Regions from separate parts of the Homo sapiens genome. Here region 2 is linked to region 1. A link is an interaction called in ENCODE POLR2A ChIA-PET data of the cell type or tissue named here. Cell type or tissue: MCF 10A. All regions are shown on one strand. Each heading gives the region's core, and the rest is flanking DNA. Links, peaks and the distances in the headings are about the cores only.

What was found. ChIA-PET counts read pairs that join two places held together with the same protein. Peaks named below come from ENCODE experiments on the same cell type or tissue, not always from the same donor. Only the 100,000 strongest peaks of a DNase experiment are listed, where the experiment ranks them.
Region 2: POLR2A ChIA-PET joins it to region 1 with 5 read pairs; 4 of 35 experiments call an interaction of 5 or more read pairs at or near these places.

Annotation. Positions count from the first base shown.
Region 1 is chr13:50,075,320-50,078,243 of GRCh38, reverse strand. It overlaps DLEU2 (deleted in lymphocytic leukemia 2), which reads left to right. Exons shown (of 14, transcript NR_152566.1): 2 at 2,591-2,685. Among named protein-coding and RNA genes, the nearest start is that of DLEU1, 5.4 kb to the left of the region's middle. In MCF 10A, for the core only: no CTCF peak of the experiment used is centred there; no DNase peak of the experiment used is centred there.
Region 2 is chr13:50,520,627-50,523,550 of GRCh38, reverse strand. The region is part of intron 5 of DLEU1 (deleted in lymphocytic leukemia 1); the gene reads right to left. DLEU1-AS1 (DLEU1 antisense RNA 1) reads left to right here. Exons shown (of 3, transcript NR_125753.1): 3 at 2,115-2,618. Among named protein-coding and RNA genes, the nearest start is that of DLEU1-AS1, 5.4 kb to the left of the region's middle. In MCF 10A, for the core only: no CTCF peak of the experiment used is centred there; a DNase peak (open chromatin) is centred at 1,660.

The DNA.
Region 1 (2,924 bases), core at 302-2,801:
TTTTTTCTAATCAGATTAATATGAGTTTTAATGTTTAGCATGAACTACAGCTAAGGATAAAAATTTTAAAGTAGCTTTCATAGTCTAGATTCCTGGTTTCATCATGCTTTATGTAGTACATTTTCGTTTGTTTTGTTTTGTGGAGACTTGTGTGTATTTTTGTTTGTTTGTTTGTTTATTGGTAGGTAGTAACTATTTGGAATGTCACAGAATACTTAAAGCCAGAAATATGGGTCAGTTGATTTGGTTTACAAAATGAAAAAAAATTCCCAGAGACTGTATTAGATAATTATTATATATGACACATTAGCTTTCTTCAAAAGAAGATGATAAATTTATAGTTTCAAAAAATTATTCTATAAAAATTTCTCTTATTTTAAAATATTACCTAAAATTGGCTCTTGTGTTTTTTTTCTTCTGTCTAATGAAGCTTAAAAATTCACATATTAATTTCTTTTTAACCCCTTTTTAGAAGACACAGATTTTAGGTCTGATTATAACTAGAAAACACATCTTAGAAAAAATTGTCATATATATAGTTTCGTGGGGGTTTTTGGTTTTGTTTTGTTTTTAATTCAGCAAACTTTGAAACATTGTATGCCAGGCAACTAATTTTGGCACATAATTAGAGCTCAACTATGACTTGCTGAAATTTTGTAGCCCCAAATCTCATAACACCAAAGGAAATCAGTAATAAAATACCACTTTATTTCAAATAAGCATTGAAAATGAGATTAAGCATTTAATTTTTGGAAGTGACAGTATTAGAACTTTAATGTCATGATTGTCTTAAGAGTAACAGGATAGATTTTTAGAATATCACATTACTATTATATGTTTATTTATCTCGTAGATCATATAAATATTACTTTCTGGTGGGGAACTGAATGTTTTTTATTTTTTTGCCTCGGTTGGTTTTTTGTTTTTATTTTTTGATCTGTATTAGAGATGCTTTAAAGGATCTTCCTTTTAGAAAGACAAGTTTTAAATATTGAAATTGATATTAAATATATATTTGAATATTATTAATATTTCTTATCAAATTATAAGAAGTTTACTATACCTTTGGTTAATCCTGCCTTATTTCAGTAAAGAAAATTTGTACTGGAATAACTTGTAGTGGTTTCTAAGAATAAATAGTAAGCTCTATTTTGTAATAGATTTTAGATTTGAGTTTTACTATTTGAAGGTTTTTTAATATTGCCTTTTTTATCATACACATTGGTTTATTATTTTATTTATATCCAGACCTCTTTTGCTTCTTATTGGTTAGTATTTTTCATCTCCCTACTATTTAAAAACTTAACATTTGGCATGTAGTACATTTTGTTTTCTACTATTTTCCTTCTATGATTTTTAAACTTAAGATACCTTAATTTTCAGAGTGCTCAAATATAGAAAACTGTCTGTCTTTTGAGGAAGACTGTGTATAAATGACGGTAATTTTTTAAAATGTCATGGTATTTGGATTGGTGTTTATGAGTTATGGATGATTGTGTGGGTTTTGTCATTAAACAATCAAATATTTGGCAACAGAGGAATAAAGGTTTTTTTAGGTTTTACTCTTTCATTTTCCTAAGCTATTCTTAAATATAACTGGAAAATTTATTCAGAGCATTATGATTTACATGTAATACATGATACACCTTTGGTAATTTAATATTTTTATACAGTCGATTGCCACTGAATCATTATAATTCAGAAAGGTGAAAGAAATGAAAAAAAACACTTAACATATATTCAGTTACATCTCTTAGAAACATTAAAAAACCATTTGGTCCAGTAGTGGTCCATTTATTATTTGTAAATATGTTAACTTGTTAAAAAAAAAAAAACTCCACATTTTGGTCTGTTAGGACTGTAATGTATTAAAATATTTGGAAATACTGATACTTTTCACTTAGGCTTGGCAGTAGACTAAAGTTGAAAATAATGGTAAATTCTTAGCCAGGCATGGTGGCAGGCACCTGTAATCCCAGCTACTCGGGAGGCTGAGGCAGGAGAATCCCTTGAATCCAGAAGGCAGAGGTTGCAGTGATCCTATATCGCACCATTGCTCTCCAGCCTGGTCAACAAGAGCAAAACTTCGTCTCAAAAAAAAAAAAAAAAAAAAAGAATGGTAAATTCTGTCATCATTAAAACATTTGATAATTTGGAGAGAAAGTAAAATTTCGTCCCTGTCCCTTCAGTAACTTTTTAAACTGTGTGGATTTTATGAGTTTTACAAGTACAAACTACATTTCTGATATTTTCTTTATGAACTCCTCTTGTACCAGTCCTCTAACAGCTACCCGCATACACACTCACCCATACTACTTTGAACATGAATGCCCTAAAGAGAAATGAAAGCAGAAACATATTAATCTGATTTGTTTGAAGAGGCTTCGGATGATAAAGCATATCACAGGTGTTTCTAATCAAGTTATTTCTATTTTTAAAACATTTTCAAGTTAGAGCTTCTCTGAACATTGGCAAGATTAGGGTCATTTTGAAGACCATACCTCTGTGTTCAGGGATCAACTGTGGAACTGCAGGAGATGGAAATCTGTTGAGTGTCTTCATGCTATAATACATGACATTTTTATTGCAGGTTTTGACCTGTAGCAGAGAACCAATTCTGGAGAACAGCCTCACTTCTTTGATTGAATACTTACATAATGCATTGGAACATGACATGAGATTAAGGTATACTAACAAATTTTAAAACCATATAATTTTATGTCTTTGCAATATAATCGGACTAGACAATTGGTAAAGTTGAAATTTTTACGTGAACTAAAATCAATAAGTAATTACTCATAAACAGAAATCATCATATGAAGTGGCCATAAGCTGAGTTGTCTAGCTTACTAAAACTCCAGATTTTTTTTTTATACAGGTAATGTTCTTCTCAGCATCCTAAGGTCTAACTCCAACTGAATTTA
Region 2 (2,924 bases), core at 158-2,657, 450 kb before region 1:
GAACTGAAAATGCCTTGTGATTTTCAAAGTTTTAAAATAGCCCTATGGGGCTGGTGACCTCAGTCAGGTCAGCCATCAAGTTTGGGATCCGACAATAAAAGTCATAAAGTGAGTCAACTGAGTCAGAGAGGATGCAACAGCATTATTTTTCTCTTCTGGCTTCTCTAGTAAAGCAAAAGTTTTGGTGTTAGGGCTGTCTCTGCAGACAGGGAGTTTGGTTTCCAACACGCTGGGAGCATCCCTGGAGAATGCTGAAAAGCAGAATAGGCTGCCAGAGTCCAAGAGACGATATCAGTAAAGTTAGCACAAGATTTAATAGACTAGAATATACCCGCCCAATCCATTTCTCCAGCCTGATAATCCAGAGCAATTAACAGAAATTGCCCTGGTATTTTTAGCATTTTTAAAGTTTCATCTGGGCAAACGCAGAAATGGATAACTATGTTATCCAGACCTTACCACTGTTTGTTTTTGAGACTCTAAGATTAAACTAAAGACTGGCCTAGCAAAGCAGATATGTTTGCCCTTGCCTGAAAGGAGACAGAAACTTGGGAAGAAACAAGGGTCTTTGGAGTTACTGGGCTTCCACGAGGATCCTCAAGGTTTGCAAACACCAAATGGACAGGACTTCATCCCTGAAGTGCAGGCCAGTCCTACCTCCTTCACAATGACGTGCTGACATCATGGTGCAAATTTGCAAACATTTTTTGCCTTATTAAGAAAATTATTCAAACCTAGAAAAATGCAAGGGTTAAAGCCTTGCTTTCATAAACATAGCCTGTGTGTGTCGCAGGGTGACTTTTAGATATTATATGGAAAAATGCAGTAAAAAGTGCTGAAGTAGCCCATTCCGTTGCATTGAATTGTTAGGCAATTATGGTCATCCCAGCCTTAGTAAATTAAAATACATGATGAAAACCCAATCTAAGGACATCAACTGCTATGTACTAAACAAACTACACATCCCATTTAAAAAGCATTTAAAATTGTGTCAAGAGAGGTTATGTTGGAGGGACTATAATTTTAAAATCATTTACTGTACAACCATATATTTAAATTTTAACTTGAAGCTAAATGTTGCAAAATTAAATTAATCTTATTTGATAACACGAGGCAGTTTATACTCTTTCATTTGGGGTCGATGGAGCCCCTGGCACAGTCTTGAATTTAAGACCCCTACCCCATAGGAATAGTTAACTCTTGATCCTAGCATGCTCTCTCCTCCTGGAAGAGTTATTTAAAGTTAGATGTGTTTCTTTCTGTTTTTTTCTTAGCCACTTTTCTATCCCAAGCCCAGCAAAGACATTCAATTCATTCCCCCTACACCTCTCTCTCTCTTTCTGTCTTTCCTCCCTCCCCTCTCTCCCTCTCTTTTTCTCTCTCTCCCTCTGAAGTTTCTAAATCAGTTCCTACAGCTTTAGTTTTCTTTTTCTAAAATTAAAAACGTGGCTTCTGGCTATAAAACGAATCTCCCACCTTCAGCAGCCCCAGTCCCCTGGGGCTGTTACTGGCGTGATCTATAAATTAACTGGAATCACTTAGAGCCCTCAGTTAGCTTTTAGTCAAACATTAGCAGCAGTGTTTACCCTTGTGTAATCTGCAGTTGTTACTTAATTTAATGCCTGTCAGCATTTTTTTAAAGAACATGTTCAGCAAATCCTTGGCACAGGCTGTTTGAATTCCTTACTCTTCCCTTCCCCCACCTTGACCCAAATCAAGCTAAATGTATCTGAGTAGAAGCTTGCTAATATTTTTAATTTGCTAGTGTAGTTTTCCTTCTTCTTGAGGAAAGAAAGAAGAGTTTGCTTTCTGTGCCAATCCAACTACATCCTACTCAGAGGCCTGGGCTTCGTGTCCCCACTGCACCTTACATCAAAGAGGGTGAACTGTAAATTGTTAGGGTTTTTGTTTCTTGTTGCTCTGGCAGTGATCTGTGAGTGATGTAAGATGGGAGGCATCCTCAGACTCCCATTTGGAGGATGCTGGTGTGGCCCCCTGAAGAAAATCCATTGAAACAAACTTTGAAGTGCTGCCCAGTAGAGAGCTAAAAGCTGAACATATCACATCATAATTCATACATAACTTTGTGTGTTTTGAATCTTCCTCCTCCACAGCCACCACCTCAAATGTAAATAAATAGAGCCCTGGCCTTCCTACAGGGTTCTGTTGCTCCTTTCATAATGTGAGATCCATCTAGATCCGGCAGGAGAACTTCTCTAAGGCCATCATAAAGGCAGTAGGAAGTACTGATCTCAAACAGCACAGAGGAGGCTCCCCTCCAAAGAAGAGTGAAGCACATCGTTAGAGAATAAGAACACGGGGAAATTAAGAGGTGATCTTCAAAGGCTACAATGAACAGCTCCTCTCTGCTTTCACACACTATACAAGAAAAGACCTCCTTCAGTTCAGGAGGCTTTGGTTAACAGCCACATTCTCAATATTCTGGGTTTCAAGGCCAAGAAAATAAATGTCACAGTGGAAACCTCATGCTTTTTCAGGTGATATAATCCAAAAAATGTGTACATCTCAATAGTATAAAGGACTCTGAATCAGCCAGGGCTCAACTTGCTATTCTCTTCCTTGCCTGCAAGACTTGACCTTGAGTTTCAGTGTCTCTCAGCCGTACTTCTGCTTCCTGGTGACTAGAATTCAGGATTCTCTCCCATTTACCACTAGGGAAAACCCTACTGCTAAGGACCGTAAATGTCGGAGGATCCCCCTGAGTCTCACAGATGGCACTTGAAGAGAAGCAGTATGGAGACACAGGACACGAAGAAGGAAACAGAGACCCTGAGGACAGAGGCTCATGCAACTACTGCAAATGAACAAACACCAGAACAGGCATTTTTGCACTTTCAGACAGGGAGTTCCAGGACTGAGTGCACATACAGTCCATGGTTAGATTTCCAGGAAAGCCTCAGTGA